2 separate regions of the Homo sapiens genome follow, and region 2 is linked to region 1. Evidence: read pairs that join two places in POLR2A ChIA-PET (ENCODE). Cell type or tissue: MCF 10A. All regions are shown on one strand. Each heading gives the region's core, and the rest is flanking DNA. Links, peaks and the distances in the headings are about the cores only.

Region 1 (10,824 bases), core at 1,742-9,741:
GGATTTTGACTGGAAGTATAGAATATTCATGTTTTTTTTCTATAACTCTAACGTAAATGTTCTTATATGGACAGAATTTTTTTGAAATGGAGTCTCATTCTGTCACCTAGGCTGGAGTATAGTGGCACGATCTTGGCTTACTGCAGCCTCCACCTCCTGGGTTCAAGTGATTCTCCCGCCTCAGCCTCCTGAGTAGTTGGGATTACAGGCGTCTGCCACCACACCTGGCTAATTTTTGTATTTTTAGTAGAGATGAGGTTTCACCATGTTGGCCAGGCTGGTCTCAAACTACTGACCTCAAGTGGTCCGCCCGCCTTGACCTCCCAAAGTGCTGGGATTACAGGCATGAGCCACTGTGCCCGGGCCAGAACATTTTATCCTATTACTTTTTGCAACCAATTTCTGCATATGTAATTGCAGAGTCAAGGTATATGCACATTTATTTTTCAAACTAGACAATTTTTTTTCAGGTTATGAAAGTAGTATATGCAAATAACTCAGGTGGTACAGAAAAATACTTAAAACGTAAAGAGAAATTCAGCAATAATACCATCTCCTAGATAGTATAATATTTTGGCATATTATTCTAGACTCTGTATCAGTGTGTGTGTATGGTGTATTTTTGTGCTTATTAATATGTATATGCCTTTTTACCCATCTATGTATAGAAACCTCAAAAATGGAATCTTGCTATGTATGATTTTGTAACCTGGTTTTATATAACAGTATATATATTTTTTCTTTATTTTTTATATGACAGTATATTATGATTGTCTTTTCATGTCAATAAAAAGATCTACATTACTAATTTTAATATGTACATAGTATTCCAGTTTTTGAACTGATTTATTAACCAATCTTTTACTGGTATATTACTTTTGGCCTTTTGCTGTTACAAATAACACTGCAGTTACTATTCTTGTTCATACATTACTGTGCAGGTGTACAGTAGGGTGAATTCCTGGGAGAAGAATTACTCAGTCAAGGGGTCTGCATATTTTTGAGACTTTTGATGCATATTGTCTCATTGTTTTAAATAATTGTAACATCATTTTCCTTTATACATTGGAATAACTTTTAAATTATTATTATTATTTTTTGAGACAGAGTATCACTCTGTCACCTAGGCTGGAGTACAGTGGTGTGATCTTGCTCACTGTAGCCTTGACTTCCTGGGCTCAGGTGATTCTCCTTCCTTGGCTTCCCAGGTAGCTGGGACCATAGGTGCACACCACCATGCCTGGCTAATTTTTCTATTTTTTGTAGAAATGGGGTTTCACCACATTTCCCAGGCTGGTCTTGAACTCCTGGGCTTAAGTGATCTGCCTACCTCAGCCTCCCAAAGTCCTGGGATTACAGTTGTGATCCACCGCGCCTGGCAGATAACTTTTAAAGAGGCATGTGGCTAAGTAAAATAAAAACAAAACACAAAGGTAGTATTGAAGAATGCACGATAAAAACAAGTTTCCTGCTCCTTCCCTCCACCTACTTTTGCTTCTAGACATAACTGAATTTTAATCCTTTTTTTTCAAGTACTTATATCTGTATCTGTAATAAGCTTATACCATTTTTTCTTTTTTTCTTTTTTTTTTTTTTTGAGATGAAATTTCACTCTTGTCACCCAGACTGGAGTGCAGTGGCGTGATCTCGGCTCACTGCAACCTCTGCCTCCTGGGTTCAAGTGATTCTCCTGCCTCAGCCTCCAGAGTAGCTGGAATTACAGACACCTGCCACCACGCCTAGCTAATTTTTTGTATTTTTAGTAGAGACAGAGTTTCGCCATGTTGGACAGGCTGGTCTTGAACTCCTGACCTCAGGTGATCTGGCCTCCTTGGCCTCCCAAAGTGCTGGGATTACAGGCGTGAGCCACTGCGCCTGGCCCATTTTTTCTTGATTTAACAACTTTTACGTATCTATTGACTCACTACTCTGGTGGGTAAGGATTTAGCTTGTTTACCCTGTTTCTCTGTATTATTACATAATATTTTTAGTTCTTCTGTTGACTTTATTTCTCGTTCTGTAAGTGTGGACAATATCATTTGTCTAAGATGATTCTAATAGCATTTTTGATCTTCCTCCTACCTCTTCAGCTCTCTTCACCACTTAACATTTGAAATCTGTGCTTATAGTTTAACATTTGTCAAAGGTGGTAATATTTATATTCTCTTTAATAGTCATAATTAAGCTCGTAATGTATAGAATAATTCTCAAAGCTAGAATGTAATAAACATCATTTATAAAATTATTATTTTTTGAGACAGAGTCTCACTCTGTCACCCTGGGTGGAGTGCAGTGGTGCAGTCCCACAGCCTCCATCTCCTGGGCTCAAGCGATCCTCCCACCTCAGCCCCCCGAGTAGCTGGGACTATAGGCACATGCCACCATGCCAGTCTAATTTTTGTAATTTTTGTAGCAACATGTTTTCACCATTTTGCCCAGGCTGGTCTTTAACACCTGTGCTCAGGCAATCCTCCTGCCTCAGCCTTCCTAAGTGCTGGGATTATAAGCGTGAGCCACCGCACCCTGCCTTATTAACGTTATTATGACAGAGCAAATATTGTTCATTATAACACCAGGTGGTATACCACAATTACATTTTGTTCTGCAAGGTTCAATTGTTACAATTACTGTGCCAACATAAGAAAAATGTGTAAGTGAAGTCTCTGTTTTCCTTATACTACATCAGGGAATTGAAATCATGCCACATTTTAGTTTGCTAAATATTTGGACCATGCCTTTTGTGATAGCCAGCCTCCAAGATAGCCTCCTATGATTCTTTTCTCCTGGTATTCACACCTTTGTGTCTTCCCTTCTGTCTTAGTCTGTGTAGTGTTGCTACAAAGGAATACCCGGGGCTGGGTAACTTATAAAGAAAAGAGGTTTATTTGGCTCATGGTTTTACAGGAGATAAAAGATGCATGGGGCCTCCATCTGCATCTAGGAAGGACCTCAGATTGCTTCCACTCATGGCAGAAGGGGAATGAGAGGCCACCACATGACGAGAGAAGGAAACGAGAGAGAGGAGGAGGTGCCAGGCTTTTTCCAACAGGTTTAGTTCACGGGAACTAAGAGTGAGAACCAGCAAGCCACTCATGAGACATCCATTCCCGTGATCCAAACACCTCACACCAGGCCTCACCTTGAACGTTGGGGATCAAATTTCAACATGAGACTTGATGGGGTCAGACACACCATATCCAAACCATAGCACCTTCCCAGATTGTACTAGGGTTGGTCTGTGTGACCAATAACAAAAGTGATGGTATATCTCATTCCTGAGATTTATTTATAAAAGACTGTGGCATCTCTCTTAAGGTTTTTTTTTTTTTTTTCCTTTCTCTTTCTCATAACTTGCCCTGAGGGATACCAGCTTTTCCTATGGTTAAGAACATTCTGGTAGCCTATGAAGAGGCCCACATGGTGAGGAACAGGGGCATCCAGCCAAAAACTAGTAAGCATGAAGCCTGCCACAGCCATGTGAATGAACTTAGGAGCAGATTCTCCAGTCCCAGTTGAACTTTGAGATGACTACAGCGTTGAATGACAGTTAACAGCAATTTCATGAGGGGCCTGAGCTAGAGCCACCCAGCCAAGCCACTTTTGAATTCCTGACCCTCAGAGACTGAGTGAGATAGTAAATGTTTCTTGTAAGCTACCATGTTTTGGGATAATTTGTTACCCAGCAATAACTACTTAATAGACTTTGTAACAAAACTGAAAATGTGGAGTGGTTTTGAAATGAGCTATGGGCTTTGAGGAGTGTTGGTGAGTGCCTGAAGTGCCTTGAAGAAGTGATTAATTGGGCCCGGCACGGTGGCTCATGCCTGTAATCCCAGCACTTTGGGAGGCGTAGTCGGGCAGATCACGAGGTCAGGAAATCGAAACCATCCTGGCTAACACATTGAAACCCCGTCTCTACTAAAAATACAAAAAAGAAAAAAAAAATTAGCCAGGCGTGGTGGCAGGTGCCTGTAGTCCCAACTACTCAGGCGGCTGAGGCAGGAGAATGGCATGAACCTGGGAGGCAGAGTTTGCAGTGAGCTGAGATCGTGTCACTGCACTCTAGCCTGGGCGACAGAGCGAGACTCCATCCCAAAAAAATAAATAATAAAAAAAAGTAGTGATTAGTTGGAGCCTCATGGTATTCGGTAAGACTGCAAGTGAGGTTTCCCAAAGAAGTTAGGTAAGTGTTACTGGAAACTGGAGGGAAGATCCCTCTTATGTAGTTGCAGAAAGTTTAGCAACACTGTTGCCTACAGTTATGTGGAAAGTTGAAAATGTACTTTGCAAATGAACTGGGTAAGCTAGCTGAAGAGATTTCCACCCAGAGTGTTTACAGTATGGTGCTTCTTGCTGCTCATAGTAAAATGTGAAAGGAGAGAGAGAAACTAAAGGAAGGATTGTTAAACAAAAAGGTCCTAGGACTTGTTTTGAAAATGCTATCTTTCTGGATAGCAGAGAGTACTAAAATTAAGAAATGACTTCTGAGCAAATATGGCCTAAAGATGAAGCCCAGTGTGAAATAAAATGTTTTTTAAGACCTTAGAAAGATTCAGTCAGACCAAATGCTCTCAATAAAGATTAAGGTTGTGCCTTACACATCCTCTCAAATAGTAGGGCTTCGTGGAAGTGTAAGCCTCTGCCAACTCAGCAGAAGCCAAAGCTACAGAAGGGTTTAACTTGAGATTTGTGGCTATCACTTTTGTTTAATTGAGTAAACCCCAATAAGAGTCACAGGTGACCCCCCCACAAAAAAGTTATAAGTAATTATATATGCAGAAACATTGTTAGCTTGGACTGACAAGCAGAAAAGCAGTACAAAGTGAAAAGAGACTTTTGTCTCCCCCAAATTTTACTGGAAGGAAGGCTAAAAACAACCACGAAGCCACACACCTTGCTGTTTTTCACCGAAAAGGAGGTATGACTCAGAGGGTGGAACCAGTAGCTCAGAGGGCAGAGCCATAGCCTTGGAGAATTTATTCCCAGCCTGTGAGCCTTAATCAGAAACTTCCAACATTTGCCCTGCTGGATTTCAGAATTACTATGGACCCATTGACTTCTTTGGGGCTCGCATTTACTCCCCTTTTTGTACAGGAATGTCTATAGCAGTTATTCCATGCCTATCCCACTATTGTGTATTGAGTGGGTAGAGGGGAGGTAACTTGTCTATAGTTTCACAGGTTAGGAAGATTGTACTTAAGGAGCTACACTTAGGGAACGACACCTGAAGAACCTCAGTCACACGTGGATGTGACTTAGATGAGATTCTAGACTTTGAATTGCTGCCATAATGGGATGAGACTTTTGGGGACCTTGGGAGGAGGGTGAGGAGATCTTGTATGTGGGAGGGGTGTGAATCTTTGAGGCCAAAGAGAGGTCTGTGTTGGCCAGCTTCCAAGATGGCCCCCAGTGGTCCCTGTCTCCTGGTGTTTATGTTCTTGTGAAGTCCCTTCCCACACTGAACCAGGATTAGTCTGTATGACTGTTAGCATATGCAGAAGGGATGGTATATCACTTCCAGGATTAGGTTATAAAAAAGACTGTAGCTTCCATCTTGTGTGCTCATGCTCCCACCTCCCCTCCATGTGTCGTTACATGTTTTGGGGAAACTGGTTGCTTTATGGTGAGAACACTCAGGCAGCCTGTGGAGATGAGGGATGTTTCAAACTTACAGAAAGTTGCAAGAAGAAGAATAGTACAAGAACACCTCTATACTTTCCAACCAGATTCACTTATTGTTAAGCTTTTATCCCATTTACTTTATCATTTGCTGGTGTCTCTCTCACTCTTTCTCCTTCCCTCTCTCCCTTTCCCTCTCTTCCTCTGTCTCCTCTCTCTCTCCCTCTTCCCCTTTCTCCCCCAGCACACACATATAAAATATATGCACGTAATTTTACATTATTTTAAGTTTTAATTTCTTAACTTTTCTTTCTTTCTTTTCTAACTTTTTTGAGACAGGGTCTCACTTTGTTGTCCAGGCTGGAGTGCAGTGTCACAGTCATGGCTCACTGAAGCCTCGACTTCCCAGACTGAAGTGATCCTCCCACTTTAGCCTCCCTAAGTGCTGGGATTACAGGTGTGAGCCACCACACCTGGCCATAATTTTTTAATGAGCTATTCCAAATTATATTCCAAATTTCATGTCCCTTTACTCCTAAGCACTTCAGTTCTTCACTAAGAATAGGGATATTGTATTACATCAATGGAGTTCAGTTATCAATTTGAGTAAATTTAATATTGATACAATACTTTGATATAATCTACCATCTGTATTCCACTTTTGTTAGTTGACCTTTTAATATCATTTTTCTTCTCTCTGGGATAGGATCCATTCTAGGATTGGTATTTTATTTAGTCACTGGAATGTTAATATAGCCGTTTTTTGTTTTCATTATATTGGCATTTTTGAAGAATACCTTCTGCCTCTCTATCCATATCCCTTTCCCCCTTTTTAAAGAGAACGATTCTCATTTTAGGTTCTCTGATGTTTTCTCATGTTTAGTTCTAGGTTATGAATTCTTCCTGGCTGGATACTGCATAGGTGTCCTCAGAGTATCTCATCTGAAGGCACATGATGTCTGTCTGCCCCTTATTAGTGATATGAATTTGTGTCACCTGGTCAAGGTATTGTCAAGCTTTTCCACTGTGTTAGTTTCCTGGGGCTGCCATAACAGATTACCATACACTTGGTGGCGTAAAACAATGGAAATTTATTTTCTCACAGTTATGAAGGCCAAAGTCTGAAATTGGTATCACTGGGCTGAAATCAAGGTGTTGGCAGGGATGCTCTCTTTTCAGAGGAGAGACACTGTTCCTTGCCTCTTTCAGCTTTTCGTAGCTGCCTATGTTCCTTGGCTTGTGGCAGCATTACTTTAGTCTTCAGGGTCCTCAACTTCAAACCTCCCTCTGTTCCATCTTCATATTTCCCTCTTTGTGAAATTGCCCTCGACTCTCTTATAAGGACACTTGTGAAGCATTTAGTGCCCATCCAGATAATCCAGGATAATATCCCCATCTCAAGATCCTTCATCATATCTGCAAAGACTCTCTAAATAAGGTAACATTTACAGGTTCCAGGGATTAGCTTTAGGGAACCAGTTTTCAGACTACTACACAATGTATATTCATTTTTTTTTCTTTCTTGAAGCTAATAAGTAACCTTTGGGTAGATATTTGTAAGATCATGAAAACAAAATTATCCCCTGGATTTAGCATCCATTGATGATTCTTGCCTGACTCAATGTTTATATAATAGTTACAAAATAATGATTTTCCAATTCCTGTACCTCTCCACCTTTGCTGTTACCCTTCCTTCTCCCTTTATCTGTGTCTCTTTGTTTATGCATCTACGTTTCTCTGTGTATCTATAGAGCTGTGTATCTGTGTCTGTATATCTATATATTGTATCCATGAATCTGTCCATCTATCCCTAATTGATCTGGACTCACATATCTTTTTTTTCTAGTAGTTTAGAATGCATTAATACATTTAATTATTTTGATTCACAAATTGTCCCAGCTTTGATCAGTAGGAGCCCTTTTAAGCTGGATTCTGTGTCCTTGTAACTTCCTCTCATCCTATTTTCTTTTTTTTTTAATTTCAGCACTTGTTATTTTTAGGCATAACAAGATGTTCAGTGCTCATCTTGAATTTATTCTGCTCCTGCCCTGAAATCTACCATTTCTTCAAGGAACCCTAGTTGCTTTTTGTGGATAATGGTGTTAAAGACTATGCTGCTTCTCAGTTTATTGTATTTTAGCTCCACATCCATCCTTCATTGCTTTGTCAGATCTCCTTTTCCAGCTGGTATGGATGAGCTTAGTCAGTAGAAGGTGTTGGAAGGACACTGTAGGAAGTAGGGTTTTGGTGTGCTTCCGTTCCTATTTGCTCTGTGCTGCCAGTGGCATGTGTGGGATGCCTAGTGGTACTCATCCCCTAGGAAATTTTGTTGTCAGTTACTGCCTGCGGCTCCTTGCCTTTCAGCCTGGATCTGCTGGCACCACAACAGAGCTTCCTGCTTGCCAGTCTCAGCCTGTAGTTCCTTGCCCATGAAGTTTGACCCTCCTACTATCATATTAGAACAGCTATGTCAGGGACAACCAGTGGGTTACAGCCACATTGCCTCCAATGAGATCTGAATTCCAGCCTTGGCAAGGAGGCACCTCTTTCAGGTATTTCCTTTGGTTTTCCTCCTCAATCTAGGCATTCCTAAGAGTTGTCTTTTATTTCTTCTTAGTAGTTAATTCTGGGTAAATAGTTAATAATTCTTTATAAGACTCCCTATTTAAATTGCTGTATGGATTTCATTTTCTGTCCAGACCCTGGCTGCTACAGAGATCACTATCTGGACAGTAGGTATGCTTCTTGCAACTTACATCTAAGCTTTTTTCAACAGCCAGAGATAGGAAATGTAATACATTTATCTATATGCATAGGTATAATGCACACATTTATACATACCTCTAATCATTTGCAAACCTGCATATATATATGTATATGTGCACGTGTATTATATAGATATACATATATTTTAGAATTGTTTATAATACCTTTAGTGAAACAAAATTTTATATGTTCAATTATATATTTAGTTCTCTTTGTACTCTCCTCCCACCTCCTGGTTTTGGGTTTCTGGTCTTGACTAGAAATGTCTCCTAATGCCTACCTGTTTTACAAGATGATTATTATAGTACTAGTTAAAAAAAAAGTTTAAAAAATAATTCTTGAGGAATTTATATTTGAACAGGATGTCAGATGATGTTTCACTTTACCTTTTTTTTTACAGATGAAATGGACTTATAAGATCACTTGTTAGATAACCCACCTTTTTCTCAATGAAGTTGAATTATTATCTTTGTTATGTATAGACTTCATGTGAGTTTTCACTAATTAAGGATTTTCTCTTTTGTGGCATTTATTTGTCTATTCTTATATAAATACCTATGTCTATATCACATTGATTTTTATGCAGCGGCTTTACAGAGTATGTTCTGATAGCTAATACCAGCTATATTTCTTATCAACATTGGGGAAATTATTGCCTTTCAAGATCAGCCTGGAGTTCCTGGGGCTCTTACAGTGATAATTATTGGTTCTAAGAGGCTGTGCCAGTTATCCCTTTATTGCTTCTTAGCTTCAAATCTCTTTCTTCATTTCCTCCTTGGTTAATGGGTAGGATTCTTTCAGTATTTTTTCTTTATGGTGAATACACTGTTAAGCTTAGCAACGGAGGGCACTCCATTTCAGGAGTATAGGGGGCTTGTCTTCCTTCTTCCAGTATCCTATGGATTTTGTTTTTTCTTGCTCTTTTTGCATTGTTGCCAGAGCCATTCTGCCTTGGCCACACAATCTCTTGATAAGCTTGCAGGCTCAGCCAGTTTGGTGATCACCTAGCTAAGGACACCAAGGTGCCGCAGTCCTATTGGAGACTGAGTTTCTAACTCTCTGGCTCCTTCTGTGTACCCGGAATTTGTCTGTGTATCTGCCCCTCAGCTTTGGCCTGCTAGCACCCTGCAGAGTTGTTTCCTGTGTCCCTTGTTCCCCCTCCCTGCCAACACATTTTGGACTCTAGACCTGGTTGCCCTCCTGGAGAGTACGCTCCTAATAACCCCCTCTCCTTCTACAGGCCTGTCTGCTAGCCTTGGTCTGCTTTAACCCCAGAAAGTTGTTTCCTATGGTCTTCCCACTGCAGATGGTAGGTACCCCAGGACTTGCATTACCTTGCTGGTGAGTTGGTTCCTCATACCATGACTGTGTGCTCACCTGTCAGCCTTGGCATGCTTGAATTCTGGAGGAGTCTTTCCTGTTCTTCTGGCAACTGTGGTTCAACGATGGCCCAGGGAACCTAGCAAACTTTTTTTCCATCCAATGGCTGCAACCCAACCACACCTTCTCTACAGAGATCCGAATCCCAGCCTTGGAGAAGAGTTCCCCTTTCTAAGTTGTTCCTTCTTTGGGTATTCTCCCTCACCCTAGGATATTCTTCAGAGTTCTCTTTTTACCTTTATTGTTACTCCACTCTCATGGCTAATAATTTTTTTTTTTTGAGATGGAGTCTTGCTCTGTTGCCCAGGCTGGAGTGCAGTGGTGTGATCATGGCTCACTGCAGCCTCTACCTCCGGGTTCAAGCGATTCTCCGGCTTCAGCCTCTTGAATAGCTGGGATTACAGGCTACCATGCCCAACTAATTTTTGTATTTTTAATAGAGATGGGGTTTCGCCATGTTGCTCAGGCTGGTCTCGAACTCCTGAGCACAAAGTGATCTGTCCGCCTCAGCCTCCCAAAGTGCTGTGCTGGTATTACAGGCATGAGCCACTGCGCCTGGCCTCATGGCTAATTTTTTTTATATTAAACTTTTCCCTGTTCAAATTACTGTGTGGCTTCTGTCTCTTGATTGAACCCTATATTGATACTCTGATTTAGGAAGAGTTCTGAATGATCTGAAGTAATTCTGAATGACCTGTTTCCATTGGCTGGTAGTCTACATGGAACAGGGGTTTCTCCAGGCTGATTATAGGATTACAGTATTCACTGAACTTGACACTTGCTTCCTCAGTACGTTTTACATTTCACGCCTACTTGAGATTTGGGGACAAGATACAGAGAATCTCACATAGTATAGCAACATCAGTGGCATTTGTGCCAGAATGAAGTGATCATCAAAAGCTTATTGCTACTATTCTTTAATTTTAACAAATATTTAATAGTAACAATTTATGATTTTTTAATATCTTGAGATATATGTAATAGAGGTAACTTGGGCACATAATAAAAAGAAAAACATTTTTATTTTCTTATGTGAAAGCAATTGAGGGATGTGGGCAA
Region 2 (9,982 bases), core at 1,527-9,526, 79 kb after region 1:
TGTGATCTGCCCGCCTCGGCCTGCCAAAGTGCTGGGATTACAGACGTGAGCCACCATGCCCGGCCTTTAATTGTTGATTTCTAGTTAATTGTTATGGTTGGTGAATATAGTTTGCATGATTTAAATTATTTTACATTTATTGAGACTTGTTTTGTGGCCAAGTACGTGGTCTGTCCTGGAGAATGTTCTGTGTGTGCTTATAAGAAGCATATATTCTGCTGTTTTTGTATGGAGTATTCTGTAGATTCAGAATTCAGGTTGGTTGATAATACTGCTCAAGTTTTCTATATTATTACTGATTTTCTGTCTCTTTGTTCTAGCGATTATTGAGACATATCTGATGAATATTGTTGAATTGTCTGTTTCCTTATTTCTGTCATTTTTTGCTTCATCTGTTTTGGAGATCTGTTAGTAGATGCAGGCATGTTTATAGTTATAGTTTCCTGATTAATATAACCTTTTAATGTTATAAAATGTCTATTATTGTCTGTGGTAACTTTTCTTTCTTAGAATAGATTTTGTCAGATATTGGTATAGCTGTTCTCTCTTATGATTACTTTTTGCACGGTATGTTTCCATTTTTTTATTTACAACCTGGTTGCTTCTTTGAATCAATGTATATCTTCTATAGACAGGATATAGTTAGATCCTGTATAGTTTTTTTTTAATCCAGTCTTAGAAATAATCTCTGCTTTTGATTAACATGTTTATGTACACTTAATGTTTGACAATGTATAGAATTCAGCCATTTGAAATGGCACTAGTTAAATACATTTGTAGCTGTGTAAGCCAGGTAAATCAGTACTGTGACTTCTTGCTACTCTCACCCTGTGTTTGGTTACTAGCCTTAACAGGTAAGATCTATCTTGTTCTCTTGCCTTGTCTTGGCAATGTGCTTGCTATTCCAGCACCCTTGAAACTAGGGCTCTGTTCAGTTTTGATCAGACCCACCTACAGCTTCCTCAAAATAACCATTTGACCTAAAACTCAGGCTTGGCAGCTGGGAAACTCTCATTTAAGTTGTTATAATACTTTCCCGATCTTTGTGGGAACAAGGTGGGGATAGACAGATACCCATAACATATCACAGTAGCTAATATTCAGGGAAAGCAAAGTTTAATTAATTTTAGTTTATTGTACTTACAAATGGAGTAGCCCAGTTTAGAATGATTTGTATCGAAATAAAGAGTTAAATAAGCTTGGACACATAGAGCTACTTCTCCAGTATTTTTTTTTAAACTTTTTTTGAAAACATTCAGACAGAAAGGCATGTTTCCTGAGAGTTGTTTATTACCAAGTTTTTTCTGTGCTAAAATTAGTAGTCACAGATATGTAAAAAATTGCCCTCCTTTTTTAAGGAAGAGAAGGAACCCTAGAAAACTAGTGTAGGCTTGTAGTTCTTCCTTAATCTTAGATTTAATTTGTTCTGGAAACATAGAACTTTAGAGATTACTTACCCAGAACCTTCAGGAATGTCTATCTGGGAATGATTATTGGTATACACTATTACTTATTATATAATAGTAGTAGTAATAATAATGGTTATGATGATCTCTCATGTAGTGAGAACTCAAGAAGGACAAAGTTCATATGCAAAACAGTATGTTTTGCTTCTTCATTTGTCATTTCAAGATATATGTTTGGTGGATCTAGATGGAATGGATTTTGTATCATTAAAAAAACAACCCTTAAACTTCTGTTGATACTCAGGAGGCTTAGTATACTATAGCCTATTGGCATAAAGTGCTGAATTTTCCCCAGGGTTACCACTGAAGGAAGAAAGTCTGGACGAGTAGTTTCCTGGCATATGCTTCTTGAATTGTTGGCTATTTTGGTGTCAAATTTTATGTTGAGAGTTTCATGTTTTAATGACAAAAATGTTTACTGGAAATTATAGCTTGGAAAAGAGAGCCACTTTCCTGCTTCAGTAGAAAGCTAGGTAAAGCATTGATGTGGGGTAAAGTAGCTGTGGAGTTTTATATTCAGATTGTATGAACAGTAAACAGAGCATCTAAAATAACCACTTGCACGTTGCAACAAACACATCATCATTTGCTTAAAAAAGAGTTATAATTACAGTTGACGAAGCATGGACACCATAAAAAATGCATTAGTTTGGCTTGACACATTAATTACCTGTTTTTGCAGATGTTTTTATGTATTGTTGTATGAACAGTTTACAAAATAATTACAGGAAAGTCATATGGAAAATAAACTAAGTGGGTGGTTTCTCGTCTAAATATTTTCATTCATGTGAATCTGTGAGGCACAGCTGCTCTATAGCAAAAGCAGAGAGATAGATGAGGATTCTCGAAGTGTTTTTTATTAGTCGATCTCTCATCAGTATCACCACATTTTTATATCTGTAGCAATACAGTTTAAAAACATTTGAGAGGGCTGATTTATTCCCTGTGATTACTCAAAAATCTTTGATTCTGATCAGAAGAAATGTGGATATCTACGATTATTTTAAAGTAAACCAAATGAAACCCAAAAAACCCTAAATGAAAATCTATTATTTTAGTTCTGACAGGTTATTAGGCACCTTGAGAAAGAGTTAATCATTATTTTGTAATTACTTGAGTTATGCAGTTTTATATTACTTATAGCTTATTATATCTTTATAATTAAACTTTGTCATGTGTAAATTACACAGTTCAGCTTATTTGTTCTCTCTTATGAAGTATTAAAACTGTAAATCTGCCTTTTCTCAGAAGCATACTGTGTTGCCGTTAGTGTTCTCAAAATGGGTTTCATCTGAAAAATAGCCAGGTCATTATACAGAGATATTTTACCTTTACAAAATATTACGGAACACATCATTCAAAATTATAACTGTCAAACAATAAAAAGATAGCTTTGTAGACATCATTCTGTTTACACAGTGGTTTATAATTACTTAGAATATCTGTGCTGTATTTTCCTCATGTTATTACAATTTTTCATAAAATTAAATCAAAATATAGATTCTCCTTTTAGTCCAATCATGCATCTTTTGGAATATGTTCACCTGTATTCCTTTTGTTTGCATTTCAGCTACACGGATGATGAAGACCATAATTAAAGATACTTTCCCTGACATGCATTTTATGTAACTATTGTTTAAGTTAGAGAAAGGCACTAAGTTATAGAAAGAGGTAATTGAGACATCAGTAGGCATGAAGGTATTGTTATCAGACCTTATAATAGTGGTGGCAAGTCATATACAACATGGAATACTATGCAGCCATAAAAAAGGATGAGTTCATGTCCTTTGTAGGGACATGGATGAAGCTGGAAACATAATTCTGAGCAAACTATCGCAAGGACACAAAACCAAACACCACATATTCTCACTCATAGGTGAGAATTGAACAATGAGAACACTTGGACACAGGGTGGGGAACATCACACACTGGGGCCTGTCATGGGGTGGGGGGATGGGGGAGGGATAGCATTAGGAGAATATCTAACATAAATGACGAATTAATGGGTGCAGCAAACCAACATGGCACATGTATACATATGTAACAGATCTGCACATTGTGCACATGTACCCTAGAACTTAAAGTATAATAAAAAAAATAGTGGTGGCAAGTAATTTATATACTTATCCATTCATTTGTTTAACAAAATTTTATTGAAGGTCTTCTACATGTAATGTTCTATGACAGTGCTGAGATGACTATAAACATTGAGATGACCATGTGCCTGGAACATAGTAGATAACTCAGAAACTATTAGGCATCTTTTAAAGGGGATAGGAGGGGCAGGAATAAATGATAGAGAACATTTTCACTCTGGTAGTTTATATAAAGGAAGTTAATTGTTAGGGAGGATTTTCTCTGTTACTCTGAAATTGTTTTCAAATGTGATATAGTCTGAGAGTATTACTTGACTCATTCTTTTTTTTTTTTGGTGACAAAGTCTCGCTCTGTCACCCAGGGTGGAGTGCAGGGGCACCATCTTGGCTTACTGCAGCTTCTGCCTCCCAGGTTCAAATGATTCTCCTGCCTCAACCACCTGAGTAACTGGGATTACAGGTGTGCACCACCATGCCCAGCTAATTTTTGTATTTTTAATAGAGATGGGGTTTAACCATGTTGGCCAGGCTGGTCTTGAATTCCTGACCTCAAATGATCCACCTGCTTTGGCCTCCCAAAGTGCTGGGATTACAGGTGTGACCCACTGCACCTGCCCTCATTCTTTGAATCATTTAAATATGGAGATATATCTGTTTGTGTTAACAGCCATTTGAAAAAAGATGAAATGGAGTCTATTCTGATTCTGATGTATTAATACACTAAGTCAATTTAATTTTTATGGTAGAGATGCATTAAAGGAGTCTGAAACTTCATGGGTTGAGAATAATAAACTGCTTGTTATCAGTAATTGTCTTGATCACTTTAGATCATTTCAAAGGAAAAATATGGGAATTAATATCATGGCATCAAGAAAACAATTATTGGACTCTAGATTCTTCCGTAGATTTTCTACTTCTCTTAAGATGTGTGTCTCATGGCCAGTGAAAGAATGAGGAAAATCCTTTTTGGGGGTCAGGAGACTTTCCATGTTTACCAGATTAAAAACTCATAATTTATGTGGAGTTTCATTTCCAAATTTTCTCTGATGATATTTTTATTCCTTCTCATAAGGAAAAATTTTAGTTCCTTAGTTTTGGCTCTTTCTTTTTCGTTTGGTGTCTGTCATTAGATCTTTGTGATGTTTTAATCTTAATTTTTTATAAGCCATTTGACTTTAGAACATAAGAGAAACTTAAGGGACTGCTATCATTATTATTTGGACAAGAGTTTGGACTGCAAATAATTATTTGGACAAGAGTTTCTCATCACTAAGAGACTGGCCATTTTTATTGCCTGGCCAGTATCTCTCTCTGTTGCCCAGGCTGGAGTGCAGTGGTGCCATCACAGCTCATTGCAGCCTTGAACCCCTGGGCTCAAGCAATCTTCCCATCTCAGCCTCCCCAGTAGCTGGGACTACAGGTGTGTACCACCAGGCCTGGCGAATTAAAAAAAATTTTTTGTAAAGATGGGGTCCCACTATGTTGTCCCAGCTGGTCTCAAACTCCTGGGCTCAAGCCATCTTCCTGCCTCAGCCTCTCACAGTGCTGAGATTACAGGCGTGAGTCACCATACTTGGCCAGCAATGTTATTTTGAAGGGAGTAAATAAGTCTTTGGATTCTCTCTTTAAAATTGCATAACAAGGAAAAATAGGTTAGGGAGCAGAAAGAAATTGTTGAATCTAAGAACACTGTCTCTGTAGGTATTTAACACTCTATGATATAATGATGTATAATATTTGTTTTCAGTTAGTGTTACTGATAGCAGAAAAACTGCTAGACATTATTGAAAACAATCATAATTGAGGCATTGCCTGGGCATCAATATTATGACTTTTACTATTCTTTGGTGACTCTCTGAATTTCTAGGGTCACATGAAATTGGTTTTGAAAAAACATTAATAGGGGGTTGACTAAATGCAAATGGAAATCAGATTCCCTGACTGGTTCATGTTATACATGGAAAGACTGATGGCTTCAGAGTTGTGGTAGATGTGTAGAACTATAAATTACTGTTCTTCTCAAGGTTGCCTTTTGTTGTCAGAACACTTAGCATAAGGCAGAAATGGTAGGCTGTACCTGAAAAGAACAAAACACCATTAAACATAATAAATCAGCACTTAAAAAAAACTAACTGTAACTACCAAGGCCATCTCAAGTGTGAGTTTTCTTTTATGTGACTAAAGTTGTTAACAACAACAACAAAAAAGAAGGCAAAAAAGCAGCAACAAACAAAAACTCAAACCGAGTTTGATTTGGATGTTCTTTCTATTGTGATAAATCTGAATGAAATCAAGCATGCTTGACTAAGCACAGGGCCCATTGGGAGAGTATTTGTGGTGTAGAGAAATAAAGATAAGAATATAATAAAATGTGACTAAGTAGAGTCTTATGTGGGGATTAACTTCTGTGCATGTGGCAGAAATCAAATAGAGTCAAAATACTCTTAATAGCCCCTTAAAATTTCCCACGAAACACAGATATAGACATACTGTCTTTCAAGATGTTTAAATTGGCTTGTTCTTCCTCCAGCATGGCTTTTCTTTTGTTGAACAAATGATGAGGCTGTTAGTTATATTCTTTTTAGTGACTAAGAGTAGAATTGAAAGAACCGTTTTTTATTCTAGGTTGCGAAACTGAATTTTATTAGTTCCATGAGTAAAAATGCCTCTTGATTTTTTTTTTTTAAATGGGCAAATGAGAAAAGGCCATTGTTATCCAAATACATATTTGGGTAATAAAGATGTTCAAGAGACCAGTTTTTCTCAGAAAGACCTGTTCTCTTTTACATGGTATGACATATAACTCTTTGTAGCTCCAGTTTTCCTGTATGTTTGTCTGTTGTCTCTCCATTCTGATTCTGCTTTGCTTTGTTGCCTAACAGGCACCTTTCTCAAATTCTTATGTTTATTTCTCTGTATCTTTGTTTCCATACTCACCTGTACTTCTCCTGTGCTCTGTATTTTTCTTGTCCTACTCAGAAACAGTAGAATAATCAAATTCAAATTCAGTTATGGTACTTTATATTGAAAGGTAGCTTAGGATAGTGGCAAGTACCCTGAAGTATGGTGTAAGACATGGTTTAGGTTCAGGCTCTTATAGTAACTGTGTAACTGAGAAAGACATTTCACATTCCTCAGACTTAATTTTCTTATAAAAGAGAAGAGATATATTTCTTATAAATAGAATATGGTATAATGAAGGGTGCCAAGTGGTGATGGCTTCTTGGATAAGTTAGAATTTCTGGATTCCGTTATCTGTATACCGTGCCTTCTATAAACTTTTCTTAGTGACTGAAGTCAGAGATGGTGCACTGAGAAACACAGCATGGGTAATTGAGTGTTTCTGTAAATTTCATCAACAACTTTGGATTTTCTCCTCATATCTACTCAGCTACTCCCTATCAGAGATCACACACTATAATCACCCTGTATGATCAGAAATTGAGAAGGTGAAGAAACACAGGTTGTCACAATCCACATTAAGACATCTCTTATGATACACCAGAACTTTTTAACATAAAGGTTATTAAATAATGGGAACAATTTTTCTTTCTTTTTTTCTTTAAAGACAGAGTCTTGCTCTGTTCCCCAGGTTGGAGTGCAGTGGTTCATGCAGTGGCATGAGCGTGGCTCACCACAGCCATGATTTCCCAGGTTCATGTGATCCTCCTGCCTCAGCCTCCCAAGTAGCTGGAACCACAGGTGCGCACCAACACGCCTGGCTGACTTTTGTATTTTCAATAGAGACAGACATGGGATCTTGCTATGTTGCCCAGGCTTGTGTTGAACTCCTGGGATCAAGCAGTTCTCTCACCTTGGCCTCCCAAAGTGCTGGAATTGTAGGAGTGAGCCACAGCCTAGTTTTTCTTTTTTGAATGCCTAAGCCCACTGGAAATTCTTGCTGTAGCTGAATGATTAACAGATAATCATTGTGGACTGTGTGTGTGTATTTTAAAAGGGAGAACAAGAAATCAAGCAGGTTAGAGTTAATTAAACATTTTTTGGTCAATTAAAATCTGTTTAAAGTCACATTTGTCAATAATTTGACTAGTTAGAAATATCCTGGAAATCTATAGAGTCATCTTTTTTTTTTTCTGGTACTGACAAACCTGAATAAGCATTCAGGAGCAGAAATCTTCAAGAGATAGTTTTTATTCTTGGATGCTGCTGTTGATCAGCAGTGATTATGACCTCCTTTTAAGGGATTGATAAGGAAGGAACCGTAGTATTTATGTATAAGGTTACTTTTTTGAGTCTTGCTCTGTTGCCCGGGCTGGAGTGCAGTGGCATGATCTCAGCTCAGTGCAACCTCTGCCTCCCGGGTTCAAATGATTCTCCTGCCTCAGCCTCATGAGTAGCTGGTATTACAGGTGCCCGCCACCATGCCTGGCTAATTTTGTGTGTTTTTTTTGTTGTTGTTGTTGTTTTTGTTTTTTTTGAGATGGAGACTTGCACTGTCGCCCAGGCTGGAGTGCAGTGGCGCTATCTTGGCTCACTGCAAGCTCCGCCTTCCGGGTTCACACCATTCTCCTGCCTCAGCCTCTTGAGTAGCTGGGACTACAGGTTCCCACCACCACACCTGGCTAATTTTTTGTATTTTTAGTAGAGACGGGGTTTCACCATGTTAGCCAGGATGGTCTCGAACTCCTGACCTCGTGATCTGCCCACCTTGGCCTCCCAAAGTGCTGGGATTACAGGCGTGAGCCACCGCGCCCGGCCAGTTTTATGTTTTTAGTAGAGACTGGGTTTTGCTGTGTGGGCCAGGCTGGTCTCAAACTCCTGACCTCAGGTGATCCATCTGCCTCAGCCTCCCAAAGTGTTGGGATTATAGGCACGAGCCACCGCACCTGGCCTATATATAAGGCTACATTTAAAAAGCCTTTCAGTATTTCCATCACATCATTGTAGTTTCCTTGGAAGTGGAACCACCATATTCAGCAGGAGTCCATTTCAACTTCTGGCTTCTGGTTCTTGTTTCTGTTACTATGGAGACTGCCTAGAAAGTGGCAGAAAAACCAAAAGTTTAAAAAATAGTAATTTGATTATAAAATATGGCTTTAATTCTAGCTTTAACTAGTTGTTCCATATCTTGACATTTCGAATTCCAAATTATTTGGTGAGTTTTTTTTTTTTACGAAGCAAATTTTGAAACTTTATTAAAGCTTAAACACACTGAATTAAAAAGTAAATTGCCATAGTTTTTATTATATTTGAGCCTAAGGTGAATCAAAAATCTTAAATGGGGATTTAAATTAGGGCTTGGAAGGCATTATATAATCTGAAATGAGAAGAGCTAATGACAATGGAAATAGCAGACTCCAGACACAGTAAACCCTAAACCAAAGGACTAGTATTGTGTAGAAATAGCAAATAGATAGCTTTTATTATGTGGCATGTTTTATCTTCAAAGTATGTTATAGTTATTTAAGTGATTTTCACAGAATATACTCATTTTTCAACTGAGTAGAAAAGCCCTCTAAAACCTTGCCTTTAGGACGTAAGCAGATTGTAAGGGTAGAGGCAGAAGTACACTGACATTTTAATTGCGGGTTGAGGAGTTGGAGAGTTAATAAATAAATGTAGATGGTTCCACAGTTAAAAAGCAATAGAAATTTTCCCCCCACCAAGACCAGTTATATTTGTGAATTCCTCATGAAGGAGAGAAGAGGTGGAATAGTAATGTAAAAGGTGTGAAATGAAAGTTATTTAGCGAAATTGCAATCCCAACTTTGTTGCAGCTTTTCGTTGAGGTCCGTATTTAGTCAGGATTCTTTGGTTTGCATGTGCGGAAATCCAAATTCGGACTACCTCAGGGAAAGAAGGGCAGGAATGTAGCTTTGCCTGAAATCAGGGATGCCAGTTACATTAGAGGAAAGTAGGTTCACCTGAAAACACTGGGATTTCTTTCTATTTTTTCTTTTAAGTCTCGTATATCTGCTTTCTGAGTTAAGTTCGTTCTTTCACATTGGCCTTTTTTTGCATTGGCAGAAACCAGCTGTTGGCAGTTCCTACTCCTCTTATTTATAGCTCGAATAACAGAGACAGTCCAGTTTGTGTTGTGCCAATTCCTCCCTTCTTCAACTGTGGCCAGGAGGATAGGGTTCTATGATTGGCTCAGCTCCTGACTAGGGGGGCCCATCCTTGGCTAAATGGACCTTGGTGATTAGAGGGACTGATATCTGAAACAAGAAAGCAGCTTTCATTCAAACCACCTGGTTAGTGATGAGGGGAAGGGGTAGAAGAGTATGATGGGAAGAAGAAAGGGACATTTCCCAGAAGCAGAAGATGCTGTTCCAGGCAGAAATAAGAAGAGGGTTCTACTAGTAGTCTTTTGGGGGAAATTATCTCTTTATTATAATTCAGTTCACTTCAGTTCAGCAAACCAGGAAACATTGTTTTGTAGGATTTGGTTTTTAGAAA

What was found. Peaks named below come from ENCODE experiments on the same cell type or tissue, not always from the same donor. Only the 100,000 strongest peaks of a DNase experiment are listed, where the experiment ranks them.
Region 2: POLR2A ChIA-PET joins it to region 1 with 5 read pairs; 2 of 35 experiments call an interaction of 5 or more read pairs at or near these places.

What each region holds. Positions count from the first base shown.
Region 1 is chr1:213,078,337-213,089,160 of GRCh38, forward strand. All of the region lies in intron 3 of RPS6KC1 (ribosomal protein S6 kinase C1), which reads left to right. Among named protein-coding and RNA genes, the nearest start is that of RPS6KC1, 33 kb to the left of the region's middle. In MCF 10A, for the core only: no CTCF peak of the experiment used is centred there; a DNase peak (open chromatin) is centred at 4,935.
Region 2 is chr1:213,157,442-213,167,423 of GRCh38, forward strand. The region is part of intron 6 of RPS6KC1 (ribosomal protein S6 kinase C1); the gene reads left to right. Among named protein-coding and RNA genes, the nearest start is that of RPS6KC1, 110 kb to the left of the region's middle. In MCF 10A, for the core only: no CTCF peak of the experiment used is centred there; a DNase peak (open chromatin) is centred at 5,130.